3 separate regions of the Homo sapiens genome follow, and regions 2 and 3 are each linked to region 1. Evidence: chromatin contacts called from ENCODE Hi-C or POLR2A ChIA-PET data. All regions are on one chromosome and are shown on one strand. Each heading gives the region's core, a stretch centred on a gene start or an enhancer-like site at or near the end of the contact. The rest is flanking DNA. Distances are from core to core; before and after follow the strand shown.

Region 1 (4,644 bases), core at 2,087-4,586:
CAGAGACTTTCTCTGCTCTGAACGCTCTGTGGTTGAACTGACAACTGCAGTCATAAAGCACAGAGTTATCTGTGTCTACAATGTGCCAAGAGCTAGGGCTTGAAAGAACGGCAGGACAATCCTTGCAAGGCTTCCCATGCTATCAGGGAGAATGAGATGGATATTTAAGAAGATAAATATCAATATATTCTATTAGCATATGCCACCTTGTCTCTATCCACAAAGCACTGTGATATGACAGAGTGTTCTGTGTCACTCATTTGACACTTAGTATTTTTAAAACTACATACATGATGTCTTCCAACAAACACTGAGGTGTTAGTTGAGATGTGGTGATATAAAAAAGCCTCTCTTCAATAATATACAAGCTTTGTGAGGTCACACCGCTCTGTGACCCTTCTCTTTCCAAGATCAATACAACACACATGGCCCTATGTCATAATGAAGAGTGCAGACTCTGGAGGCAGAAGTCCTCTGTCTGAATATAGCTGAGCCACTTACTATGTGTGTGTTCTCGAGCAAGTTTCTCAGTGCCTGAGTTTTCTTATCTGTAAAATGGGGCAATAAATTTACCTACCTCATAGAGTATTTGAGAAAATCGAATGAGATAATGTAAGTAAAGCACTTTGCACACTGTTTGGCACATGGCAAGTCAATAAATGTTAGATATTTTTGTGTTATCTCAACATATCTAATGCAAGTGACTGGCAGTCCAATGATACAGTTTCACTGCCTCTAAGGAGTTAGGGGTGCAGCTGTAAGTAACACTTTCTGCATGATGGATCCTCTCTGAGTTACATAAAATGAAATAGAATTTCATGCCTAAAATCTCGTCTTAAATATAGTATTTTTTAAAGCTTCATTCCCTGTTGCCCAAGGGACCTATTGCAGGATTCGGGTATAAGCCGTCCCCACCCTGACCAGTGGGCTAGAAACTTTCTACTGGGCACTCACCTTCAGTCTTGGCTCTGCTGGCGTGAGCAGGGCAGGGTTAGGGACAGGACAAGCACATATCCTAGTTCGCCTAAGACCCTTACAGGTTAGGCTTGTTGTCCCAGTGTTTTTATTAACGGCACTTCCACTTGTTCCTTAGACATGTCTTGGTTTGGACAATAAATTACTCAGCCACCCTAGTTATAGAGTCTGCTATTCTGTCCCCCATTAAAGAGCAGAGTGTAAAAGGGAAACATGGGCTGAGTTTAAACCCAGCTTTGACACTGCTGCTCGTTAGCCACAGGTCCTCAGGCAATTGCTGAATTTGGCTGATTGGTAAATATCTTAGTCCATTCAGGCTGCCCTAAAAAAACACCATAGACCGAGTGGCTTACAAAAAACAGAAATTTATTTCTGATAGTTTTGGAGACTGAGAAGCCCAAAATCAAAATGCCAGCAGATTCAGGGATGGTGAGAGTCCACTTTCTTGTTTACAGATGGCATCTTCCAGCCATGTCCTCACATGGTGGAAGAGGAAAGGCCTTCTGAAGCCTCTTTCATCAGGGCACTAATCCCATTCATGGGACCTCTGCCCTAATGACCTAATCACCTCCCAAAGGTCCCACTGCCTAATACCTTAACATTGGTGATTAGGTTTCAACATATGAATTTTGGGAAGACACAAAAATTCAGACCATAGCAGTAAATTTTGCTCATTAGTAAAATGAAAATAATCATACCTACCTACCTACCTCACATGGCTATGAAAATCACATGAATACACAAGTAGATGTCCAAATATGTGAATTCTTTTGCCTTTCCTTTCTACCCTGCATGCATGCACAGAAAACAGTCCCAACCTTTTGAGGTTAGGCTGCATCTGCAGGGCGCCTGCTTTTGAGGTTAGGCTGCATCTGCAGAGAGTCAGCATGGCCTGTGCACGGCATGTGTGTTTCCCAGGCAGTGGGGAGGGACAAGGCCCTCCTGGGTCTGTGTCCCAGATCACTTAGGGGAAAGAGAGAGACCCTATGGCTACTGATTACAGGCTTTAGCTGTAATCATTCAATTACATCCTTTTATGTTCTATTTTACTGCATCTGAAAGAGGCAAGGATATCTGGATATCTAATAGCTACATTTACTGGGAGGTGAGCTACTAAAAATAGTCCCACAATCTGTGAGCAGGTTTCCAGGAAATGCTGGACTTGTTAGAGCAGAACTGCAAAGAGTCTGTTAATCAAGCCCTTCATTTGAATCACTTGCCCATGCTGCTCGCCCAGGGCTGAAGGCTTAGCTCTTGCTCATAGGAAGTGAGATAGTATAGCAGAATCTTAAAGGAATATAGGCAATTAAAGGGGAGTTGACGATTAATACTGAAACATGTATGGGGATTGTACAGGAGTGACTTTAAGCCAATTTAAAGTATCACAACACTAAAACTACCAGGACCAAATGTAATTCATTATTTTAATTCCCTCTGGATAAGATTGTCTCTAGAATTCCAAGTCTTTAATGATGATAATGTATTTTCATTTGTGGATCCTCTCATACCTCAAGCTGGAGAGGCAGAGGGCCCATGCCCTTTTTAAAAATCAAAAGTAAATATGATGAAGTCTTTTAACTTCACAGATGGATGCTACTGGAGATATTTCAGAATATTAACATACAAGATATTCCAGTTTTCTTGCAGTTCTTACAAAGGGCAGAGACAAAGCCTGATTAGAATGAGTTTGCATTGTCAGAATTTTTGAGTCTGGCATTTTCCTTGAGTTTAAATGCTATATTAATAAATTCTGAATATAGTTTAATGCCACTACTTTTTCTAACTTGAAGTCAATTATTAAAAGATCAAAAATTATTAATGTGTTTTAAGGAAGAATACTGTGGAAATGAAATACAACACACACAGTAAGCACCTTAAAAAAAAAGTTAGTACTTAGCATTAAAAAATAAATGATAAAAATACAAAATTGAATTACTAATTTATTTTGAACTTTAATAAAATAAATTAAAATACAATACCATTTGAAATTAAGGGTAACTAATCATCTGCTAGAAACAAAAAATTAAGGTTTTTTAAAAAATTAATTGGACCATTAATTCAGGATGCACTTTAAGACATTTTGTAAAGAATTTTTCATGCTCCATCTTTGACAAAACAAATGGTGGATTTAGGTAAAGGGATAAAAATGGCAGTAAATCCATAACAAATGTTTTGTCAGGAGGAAATAAACACCTTTACATGTAGTAGACAACACTATTTTGAAGTGGGAATTGATTTCACCTTATACTTCAGTTTTGTTTCAAATTGTTTATTTCTGTTAAGAGATAGGGGGGAGTTCCCGACAAAAATCTTTCAATCGGCTGTTAATGAGTCACTTGTGGTCAGGTTCACAGACAAAAGCCTTTTTATTGACTGAGCTGGGTCAGATTTCCAGATTTTTCCTACCCTTTTTCATACCATGAAGACAAAACAAGTCAGAGGAGGAGTGTTGTGGGGACGCCCGTCATCTCAAGTTTTTGAAATAGGGGCAGCCATCAAGAAAGTTGCTTCAAGGATGGGATCTTTTTCTGGATTTGCTGTGAACACTGAGACATTCTGGTTCAATCTTTGTATGTTCAGGGCACAACATTCTCTTTCTGCAAGTGATGTCATATTTGGGGGCATAGCTGTAAGTCAACAGGGCTAAGCCCGGGCTGTTCTGTCTTTGTTCTAGTTCTGCCCTCAGTAGCCATGCGGCATTAGCCATGTCTTTCAGCCTTGATATCTGTCAAATGATTGGCGATCAGGCCTCTTCTCAGGTCCCTTCCTACTAATTACTAATTCTATCTATATTTCCTGTTGTTTATAATCAATATATAATATGCGTGTGTGTGTGTGTGTGTGTATGTATAGTTTAGGTTAGATAACTACTCATATATTGGTAAAAATAAAGAACTATTTTGTTTATAATAATGCAGTTTCAAAATTCAAAACAAACTTTTTACTTGATTCTTGGTCTTGTGATAGTTTAAAAAATCACCTCTTACCACCTTTTTTGGGGCTCCAGTCTTAATTTTAATCACAAAGGAAGTGGTAATTTGTTAGGCCAATAACAGAAAATAATAAAAATAGTTAAAAAAAAATGTGAGGAGAAACAAAAGGCAGACCAGGTTGAAGAAAGTCATTTCTTTTCTTCAGCAACATCATGATATGTGGTAAATTAGGAAGTGTGTTGATACACACTGTGTATTTGTGTATATGTAGAAGAGGAGGTGGTATGTTGCTAAAGGAGAGTCCAAGAGATGATTAAAGGTCAAATGTCAACCATTTGGCTGTGGTTTTTATGTGCCTTTTACATTTATTGCTCCCCCATAAAAGTAAAATGTGACTAGTTAAATAAGTGTTGCTAAAACAGGATATTGAAGTTGTAATAATGGGAAAGCATTGCAAAGAACCCTTAGAGAAATTCAAGTCATTTCACATATTAATTTCTTAAAATTGATTTTTTTCTTTCATGTTTTTAAGAAAAAATTCACTTAAAATAATAAAGACTTCTACATTTAGCGCCTATACATATAGTGGCTTAAAAAAAAACAGTTTGAAATAGAAAACTGTCCTCAGATCCTTTGGTATGCAAAAGCATCGCATTGAAAGGGAAATCTGCGGCTGAGCATGCTGTGATTTTAATTTTATGTTTTAAGTTATTGGAATAAAATACCAGACACTGAT
Region 2 (4,408 bases), core at 630-3,129, 270 kb after region 1:
CCTCAGCCTCCCAATGTGCTGGGATCATAGGCATGAGCCCCCACACCCAGCCAAGAGTACTTTTCTAAAGAGAGAAGGTCCATTTCTTTCAACAGATCCTCAAAGGGATCTGCATTGTGGTCATTCTTGGTTTTCACCTACCCAGCACGCCTCTCCTGATAACACAACACATTCCTTCCCCTTGAAGAAGTACCATTTGCCATTCTCAATTGATATGGTTTGGATAAGGGCCAATCCCACCACCTGCCTCCAAGATTAGCCCCCATCCAAACCATATGGATTGAGACTGGCCAAGCTGGGCCAAACAAAGCAAAAAGGACATATACTTCCCAACAAAGCTTCAAAACTTGTAGAATTTAAGCCATAAATGTTTATAGCCATCTTTGCCATCATGTGAGGAAGGCTGCCTAAAATAGAATAAGGAAGAAAGCTAAGTCAAAAGCTGAAAAAAGGCAAACTTACAGAACTTTTGTTGAAAGAGTTAATTTCAGCTAAAATTGAGGTCAATTCCAGCCTGGGACTTTTTGGTTACATAAGCAATAAAGTTCTGTCTTCCTGAAATCTGTTAGAATTTTCTTTCCCTCCTTTTCAGTGAGATTCAATCCTGCTAATTCAGTTTAAATCTCCCATACCCACCTCCCCCACTCACCAACAAATAAACAAAACTCCTAGTTTATTGTCCCAGATACTAAGCTATCCAACCCATGGGTTAGGTATTCAACTTAGCTTTATTAATCATAGGGCTCATTACTTTATGTATCCTGAAATACAAACTCCACCCCACCACCAGGCCACAGTTTACCATGCCCCTCATTTTACTTTATCTCCACATCCACTTCTTCCAACCTTGCAGAACCCAAAAACAGAGATCATGTTTTCCTCTAATTGACTCTGAGCCACTTACAGAATCACAAAAGCACCAAAATAGTTTCCTCCCTGTGTTTTCCCTCCATATTCAATATGTCAAAGTGATTATACATCCTGTGTCCCCAATTAACATAGTAGCATTCAATATTTAGTACACTCTGAATACATATTGGTGGAATAAATAAAATAAGCCATGCTGGAACTTTATCTGTTGTTCTTAAAAGAAAGAGAAGCTGCCAGAATTGGAGCTTGATCCAGGGGCTTCCCAGGGGACCATCCTCTAGGGAAGAAGATGTTGGTTTCATAGTTACTTGGTCCATTACAGTTCACAGAGGACAGTGCACACAAAATCAGAAAAGCAGGTGGGCTTATTGCAGTAAACGTGAAGCAATAGCTAGTTTCATTTTGATAGCACAAATTTTAGACCCTACCCTAATGAAACTATAATACATGAATAAAAAATGAAAGTTAATATATGAAAATGAAACCAATCATTACAATAAAAGGATGGGATTGAGGCTATATTTTCTAATTATGAAAAATCTCTTTTATGATATTTAATGTGATTTAAAGGATTTTCAAAACACTTAGTACAAATCTCTATGTAAATATTAATGTTTAAAAAATATTGCAGCCTAGGCAACATAGCAAGGCTCTGTCTCAAAAAAAATATTGCAGACTATTCACTTATGTTACAACATATACTCAAGTGGGAAATTCCCTGGTGACAAAATATCTAGAAAGTATGCCAATAAACACACACACACACACACACACACTTCAATTAAAGGAATGAGCCCATTTAATGAAATGGACTATCTCTTATCATGATATGTAAATAGCATTTCAGTTATAGAAAAAATACTACAAAAATCACTAGAGCAATTTTTTTCATTGCAAGACCTGAACATAAGGTGTATATTTTTGTAACTGTGTTTTTTAGAAAAGAAGAAGTAAAAGAAGAACCACCTGCACCTAGGTGGCAATTCCCCATCACAGGGGGAGGGAGCCAGTCTTGGCCACTGGGCACAGAAGAGACTGCTTAGGAAATCCCTGTGAGCTCTAAAGGAAGTAAGAAAACACAGAAATGCAAAGCTCCAATACTCCCCCACGTATCACAGACTCCTCTAAATTTCCCACTGGGTGTTTCAAGAGTTGGTCCTGGTGAGGTGGGAGGGGGAGACCAAAGGGAAGAGAAAAAAAAAAACAAAGGCCATTTGTGGGGAAGCTGAAAGGACATGGAGGTACAGAGGCAGAAATGGTGGCAGTGACGACATATGGGGCAAATATGCCCAGACCCTCAGCCTCCCCACTGCACCCACACTGTCCACAGGACAATCGGGGCAGGACCTTCATCTGTGTCCTCCGGTTGAGGGGTTGCCTACATAATCTGAAAGAGAAGCGTGAAACTCCAGAAGGGGAAAAAAATGCCTCTTTTGAAGGGGACTTCCCTTGCCAGTGAGGTTTCAGATCATGTTCTGTAACAGCCTACTGGCCTGTGACAGGGCCTCCAGGAAATGAGACAACTCAGATGCAGAGTACTAAGGGAAAAATTTCAGTAGTGGCTTGAGAAAACTAACTGTTGAGTCTGACAAAGCAAAGTTCTAAGATAGTGCGAAGTATAACTAGGGCTGCTTTGAAAAGGAAACCCAGAGAGCAAGGACAGGTGTCGCTTAGTTTTAAAAAATAATTAGAGCTTCTGTTTATTGAAAGCCTACCATGTGTCAGGAGCCTTGCATGCCTTATCTCTTACTCTTACATCAGATGATATGAAATTGACATTATTATCCCCATTCTCATCTGTAAAGTGAGAAAACATACTCAGATAAATTAAGTAAATTAGCCAACATCATCCAGTTCCAGGGCCACGATTCAAGCCAAGGTCCATCCGATACCAATTACTATGCTTCTGCCTTGGCCCTTCTGTCATTAATTCATGTGGTTCACTGTGAAAGTCATGGACTTCTTTAAACCTAGATTTCCCCTTATGACATGGTACAAGTAAGCCTAAAGTTAGATAAAATCATAGCCTATGATGAGCTAATTTAAGCTTCAATCTGTCTCTGTCACTAGCCAGTTCTGTGGAAATGGACAACTCAAGTAACTTCTCCAGGTCTCAGTGTTCCCATCTAAAAAGTGGGGTTGTAGTGGGCCTCTACAGCTCTTGACTTCTATGAGGCACACCGAGTCCTCACATGCCAACATAAAAAAGGAAATTTCAAAATTGTCTTTGTTTTTTAACAAAGTATATGAGGGGATTATTCCAGTTCTCTATGAATAATATATATATTTAAAGAGCCTATGTTTAAAAAATTAAAATGCTTTAAAACATTTTCTAGATGGCCTTACAAATGGAAAAAAAAAGTATTCCTAGCCAACCCTCTGTCAGCAGAAAGGCCACACAGAAAAAAGCAAATCACAATTCTTTACCCCTCTCAGCATAAATCATTACTCACCGTGGGAAAATGATTACTTGCCAGGAAGTAGAACCTATGAATCATTATACTGTTGTCCTCGACCTCTGATAGAGCAAGAATTAGGGGAAAGACTGAAAAGCTGGGGAGTGAACTCTGATTTGACAATAGTTCCACTCATGGCATCGTAAGGCAATGAAAACAGAAAGCTGATCGAGCCGTAGGGCTGTCAAGTCCCGGTGCTGCTGCAGTGCACGTCTGAACCCAGAGCAGAATGACATGGGCCCCTGACTTTCTGAGTCACTCCTTGGGTCTGAGTCTTCACAGCCCCAGAGTCATTTATCAGCAAATAGAAACAATGCCATCCCTGGGCTTGTCCCGACAGTCAACCTACTTGTTAATGCCTGTGTAAGAGATACCCAGCTTGGAAATAGGAGCAAAAGTCACAAGGAAGGGATTAAGTTGCCTAACATCAGCATTCATTTCCTAAAATAAAAACACATGAAAGATAGACACCACAAATATGTGTTCCCTTGTGGTATCAGCAAATATTGTGCTATAATTTCTCTACTGTTGCTAATAAGCTATGGCACACAACTGTAAATTCTTTTTTTTTTTTTTTTTTTTTGATACAGGATCTTGCTCTGCCATGCAGGCTAGAGTGCAGTGGCACAATAATGGCTCACTGAAGCCTCGACCTTTCAGGCTCAAGCAATCCTCCCACCTTGGCCTCCCAAATAGGTAGGATAGGGCAGGTGTGGTGGCTCATGCCTGTAATCCCAGCACTTTGGGAGTCTGAGGTGGGAGGATTGCTTGAAGCCAGGAGTTCAAGACCAAATAGCTAGCACTACAGGCATGAGCCGCCATGCCCAGCTAATTTTTGAGTCAGGGTCTCACTATGTTACTCAGGCTGGTCTCAAACTCCTGGGCTCAAGCGATCCTCCCACCTCTGCCTCCCAAAGTGTTGGGATTACAAGCATGGGAGCCACCTGTAGGTGGGTGAGGAGCAGTGATCCTCCCACCTCTGCCTCCCAAAGTGCTAGGATTACAGACATGGGAGCTACCACACCCAGCTTGCAAATACTTTTTATATTATGTTTTTCTACATGGCCTTTGATGTCTTTAGA
Region 3 (4,766 bases), core at 1,917-4,416, 460 kb after region 1:
TGAAACAACCTACACACACATCAATTGTAGAATGGGAAATCATAAAATGTTAACACATTGGAATACTACACGGCAATGAAAAGAACACAATAGTTTTATGCACAACATCCCTCACATAAAATATTGGGTGAAAGAAACCAAATATGATATAGTACCTACTTTATGATTCTATTCATTAAGAGTTCAAAAAAGGCAAAAGTAATCCTGAGTGGGAGTGAAGAAAATACTGGAGGTGTGGGAGATTCAGAGACATTACCTGGAACGGAGGCATGAGAGAGCCTACTGTGGTCTTGGAAGTGTTTTATACACTGATCTAGGGGATGACTATGTGGATATACACATATATAATAATTCTGTACACAGCTTTATTCACTTTGCTGATTGTAGGTAAGACCTCCATAATAAAAAAAAAAGTTAAAGGCAAATGATGTAAAAATATAAATGTGAGAAAATATATTTGCAAAACATAATTAACAAAGATTGGTATCCAAACTATTTATTTATTTATTTATTTGTTTATTTATTTATTTATTTTTGAGATGGAGGCTCACTCTGTCACCCAGGCTGGAGTGCAGTGGTGGGATCTCAGCTCACTGCAACCTTCACCTCCAGGATTCAAGCAATTCTCCCAGCTCAGCCTCCCGAGTAGCTGGGATTACAGGCATGTGCCACCACACCCAGCTAATTTTTGTAATTTTAGTAGAGATGGGGTTTCACCAAGTTGGTCAGGCTGGTCTCGAACTCCTAACCTCAGGTCATCCATCCATTTCAGCCGCCCAAAGTGCTAGGATCACAGGCGTAAGCGACCGCACCCAGCCCCAAAATACACTTTAAAATCTCTATAAATTTTAAGAAGACTATAAACAACCCAAGAGAAAAAAATGGGCAAGGACTTAAACAGGAAAGCAATCAAAAGAAAACAAGAATGGACCCCCCGCCAGAAAACACATAAAAAGATGTTCAATGTTGTTGGTAATCACAGAAATCCTAATTAAGATCAAAAGATACCACTTCACAACCACCAGGGAAGCAAAAATTTTAAAGTTTATCCTTATCCAGTGTTGGCATGGTTGTGGAATAATCAGAACTTGAACCCTGTTGATAGCACTTTGTATGTATGTATAAACTGGTACAAGCACTTTGGGAAACAATTTGGTAATATTTAGTAAATGAAGAATGCATATTATACATGATCAGCAATTCTCTTTCTAGATATCCAAATCTCTTGCACATGTTCACCAGTAGTCATGTGTTCATGGCAGCAATGTTTATGCAAAATTTGGAAGTAACATTCAGTCACAAGAAAATAGATAAATTGTGGTACACTTTCACAATGGACTGTCATACAGATATGAAAATAAATAAGCTATGGGCAGCCACGTGTATCAACATGGGTCAACTTCATGAAAACAATATTGATCCAAAGAAGCAAGTCATATAATTATTATACATTGTGATTCCCATCTATATCAAGTTTTAAAAACATACAAAACTCAACATTATACTGATTAGGGTAATGTTCTGTATTTTAAGCTGGATAGAATGCACAGAAGTATTTGTAATTGTTGTTTTTTCCTAATTTTTACATTAAACTTCCATATTATTTTTTATTAAGAAAAAATCGGCTGGGTCTGGTGGCTCCCGCCTGTGAGTCCCAGCTACTCAGGAGGCTGAGGCAGGAAGATTGCTTGAGCCTGGGAGTTGGAGGTTGTAGTGAACTGAGCTCATGCCACTGCACTCCAGCCTGAGTGACAGAGCCAAATCCTGTCTCAAAATAATAATAGTAACAATAATAAAAGAAAAAAATGGATAGTATTTTGAGTTTGGAGCAGAAACAAGGAATTTCTTAAATCTCTTCTAGTTATATTAAATCAAAAGGGTTTGATGTTATCATTAAGAGTCTTTCCTCCTAGCTGTAATATTCTAGTTATCTGTGCATTCCCAAATTGGAAGCCTGAGAAGTATTATTACCTGGAACATTGAGTATCAGGCACTCTTTTTCTTTTGTAATACAGTACCTTATAAAAAATCATTCTGTATTCCTGCCTTTCTTCAGAGGATGTGATTAAAATGTTCAAGGTCAAGGAAACAATTTGCTCTACAAGTTTTACTAAACGGGGTATTGGAGGGCAGAAAGAAAGAGAAAGATAGATAGGGCTTCATTTTTCATACACCCTCTGATATATAAAAAGTTTGTTTAAAAAATTACTATCTTTACAAAGTAAATATACTTCAAAAATTACTCCATCCTGTTGGTATTGCATAAGCCAGAGACAGATTTAAAGGGAGGGAGAAATGAAACTGACCAGCTGAAGCTTCACTGTCTTTTCAGATTGTGATTCTCTTTACACATTACTCATTTGGAAGACAAACTCCAAGCAAATAAAATTTAATGTCACAAAAATGTACTTTTCTACTAATAGCAATAGGGACATGACTAGAGCGCTAATAGTGACAGATTCACTTCAGCTGAAAAATCCTTTTAGAGAACCTTTGGAATAATGAAGTATCTCTGGCTTGTGCATGATGTTAACCATTGAACTAAGAAAATACGCCACATATAATTATTCAAAATGCTTACATGGACACTCTGACTGGTATATATGTTGTAATTTTTGGTTTAAGGTATTGTTTAGTATAGTGATTGTGCAGAAACTTTTAGTTACCTTTGTCATTTCATTAAATAATGTTTTTCTCTGTAGATATAATTAAGCACCCTAATAATTCTTAATAAGATAACAATATTATTGTTCCCCTGTTATCTAACAGGGGAATAAGTATTCCCCTGTTATCCTCTCACCTCCAGACTCAGCAAAATTTATAAAATAGATTGGATATTTAGATAAATTTCATTTATAAGTTCCACATGAAATTCATTTCTTATATCTTGAGTTCTGGTTAAACATTTACTTGCTATGCTGTGCTAGAGAATCAAGAGTCAAAAATCCTGGTTGTTTTTTTAAAATAAAATAGTTCTTTATATTTTCTTATTTGTAATATTTCATAAGTCTCAAACTGAAATTCATGATCCTATCTGTTTTTCCCCTTGTTTTTTTATTTCTATAGCAATGAGGAGAAGAAGGTGGTGGTTTGTAAATATTTGTGAAAGCAAAGACAGTTTACTGACAACCTGAGACTTCCTGGTTCATAGTACAGACGTGGCCTTGCCCCTGGACAGGGCTACGCTGGAGGAAAGTGTATGCTCCAGAAAGGAGTTACCACTTAAGGATCTAATCAGATTTATTTTGATTCAGCACATTTTCTATTACTTTTGTCCCAATAATTTACTTGGTTTAAATTATTGTCATTTTTCTTTTTGGTCAATTGTTGTTCCCTTTTTGCCAACCTATTTTGCCACTATTCTGACCTTTAAAATTGATTGTTGTTTCTAAATAAAAATGGAATCTGGAAAAACAGCAGTGTCCTTACTCTCTCTCAACACCTATCAGGAGGAGAGAGCCAGTGGTGAGGTCCTGTAATATTGGTGAACTGTGGAGTCCCTGAATCAAAAAACAATGTTTTTGACCTCCTAACCTAAATGTGCATCACATTTATACTTTATTATAAAATCCTTAATTTCAGTGTTTGTTCTAAAAACTAGTGGGGAATTTCACCTGTGAGTTGATGTAAAATAAAATATTTTTTAAAAAATCAATCTAAAAGGAAAACCAAAGTAATAAAGTATAAAGCAAAGTTATTCAGCTTATTTTCTGGAATGCTAACATGTTCTAGTATGAGTTAGACCTTCTTCCTTCAGAAACAGCATTTTAAATTGTAATATTGCAAACCTTATCATAAGGATAAGAACGTGAGACCAAAAGAATAGATACGTAGAAAGCAGAAAATAACAAAAATAGATGGCCTTTTAAACCTACTTTTGGTGTTTATTATAAAGTAGACATTTAATTCATACTATAATTTTAAGTAAACAAAATGGTAGAGTTTATTAAATGTTAGGTATGATATGATTCAAATTTTTTTTAATTTATACACATACTGCACAGAAAAAATGTGAAAACACTTATACACCAAATGAGTATTTTTGATGATGTGATTGTTTATATTTTAGTTTTGCTAACTTTCAAAAGCATATATAAATTATATGCATATAGTTGTACAATACACACACATCAGATATAATCTATATTTTATTTAAGTGTATTTTGTATGTAGATATATAGTTTTACTAACTTAAAAAGTTATTTTTTTAAATAAACTATATTTTTTATTTCATTGTGACCCAAGAGGCTTATAAGTTAAGCTTTGAGCAGTTTGATAATTCATTCATTCTTTTGACAATTTTTGAGCACTTACCGTATTTAGGCGCTCTTCTAGGGGACTTGGATACAGCATAAGCTAATATGACAAATGACAGTGCCTCGGACTGTGCTAAGGCAACTGAGTCACATTCGAGATCCATGGAATTCAGTTCTCTCATAACGCTGTCTAGATGATTTCAACAAAGATTTATTGGGCAACTTTTGTGTGCAGATTCTTGGGGTAGGTCCTTAGAGGAATGAAAAGGGGCTGCAGAGAGAGATGACTGGACTGGAAACACTGAATATGAGTAAATGACTAAGAGCTGACACTTAAATAGTGCTTACTCTGTGTCAGAACCTATTCTAATCACTCTATGTGTATAGCTTCTCACCAACTTATGATGGAGTTACATCCCAATAAACCCACCATAAGCTAAAAATATTATAAGTTGAAAATCCATTTAATACACCTAACCTATCAAACGTCATAGCTTAGCCTAGCCACCT

Evidence for each region. A loop is a pair of places that touch in the nucleus more often than their neighbours do. ChIA-PET counts read pairs that join two places held with the same protein, here RNA polymerase II (POLR2A). Pooled maps may share reads with other maps.
Region 2: a loop to region 1 is called in a map of HepG2, with 2.3 times the contacts of the local background. The contact joins two enhancer-like sites. A Hi-C loop is called at or near these places in 5 of 168 maps with a recorded cell type or tissue (Calu3, GM12878, HepG2 and 2 more), 14 of 37 single-sample maps with no recorded cell type and 7 of 50 pooled maps. POLR2A ChIA-PET finds 5 or more read pairs at or near these places in 1 of 52 experiments (HepG2).
Region 3: POLR2A ChIA-PET joins it to region 1 with 16 read pairs in AG04449. The contact joins two enhancer-like sites. A Hi-C loop is called at or near these places in 5 of 37 single-sample maps with no recorded cell type and 3 of 50 pooled maps. POLR2A ChIA-PET finds 5 or more read pairs at or near these places in 1 of 52 experiments (AG04449).

What each region holds. Positions count from the first base shown.
Region 1 is chr6:113,357,840-113,362,483 of GRCh38, forward strand. All of the region lies in intron 3 of LOC107986637 (a long non-coding RNA gene), which reads right to left. It overlaps LOC124901497 (a long non-coding RNA gene), which reads right to left and starts at 400. Exons shown (of 2, transcript XR_007059930.1): 1 at 1-400. Within about 2 kb of position 3,337, at least 2 of the 41 ENCODE cell types and tissues checked have a DNase peak (open chromatin) inside an H3K27ac peak, as active enhancers do; they include PC-9 and mammary epithelial cell, where a contact is called at or near this core.
Region 2 is chr6:113,628,977-113,633,384 of GRCh38, forward strand. All of the region lies in intron 1 of LINC02541 (long intergenic non-protein coding RNA 2541), which reads right to left. Among named protein-coding and RNA genes, the nearest start is that of LINC02541, 19 kb to the right of the region's middle. RefSeq lists enhancers at 2,000-2,299, 2,320-2,459, 3,330-3,379. Within about 2 kb of position 1,880, at least 16 of the 41 ENCODE cell types and tissues checked have a DNase peak (open chromatin) inside an H3K27ac peak, as active enhancers do; they include PC-9 and mammary epithelial cell, where a contact is called at or near this core.
Region 3 is chr6:113,816,450-113,821,215 of GRCh38, forward strand. No RefSeq gene overlaps it. Among named protein-coding and RNA genes, the nearest start is that of MARCKS, 39 kb to the right of the region's middle. Within about 2 kb of position 3,167, at least 4 of the 41 ENCODE cell types and tissues checked have a DNase peak (open chromatin) inside an H3K27ac peak, as active enhancers do.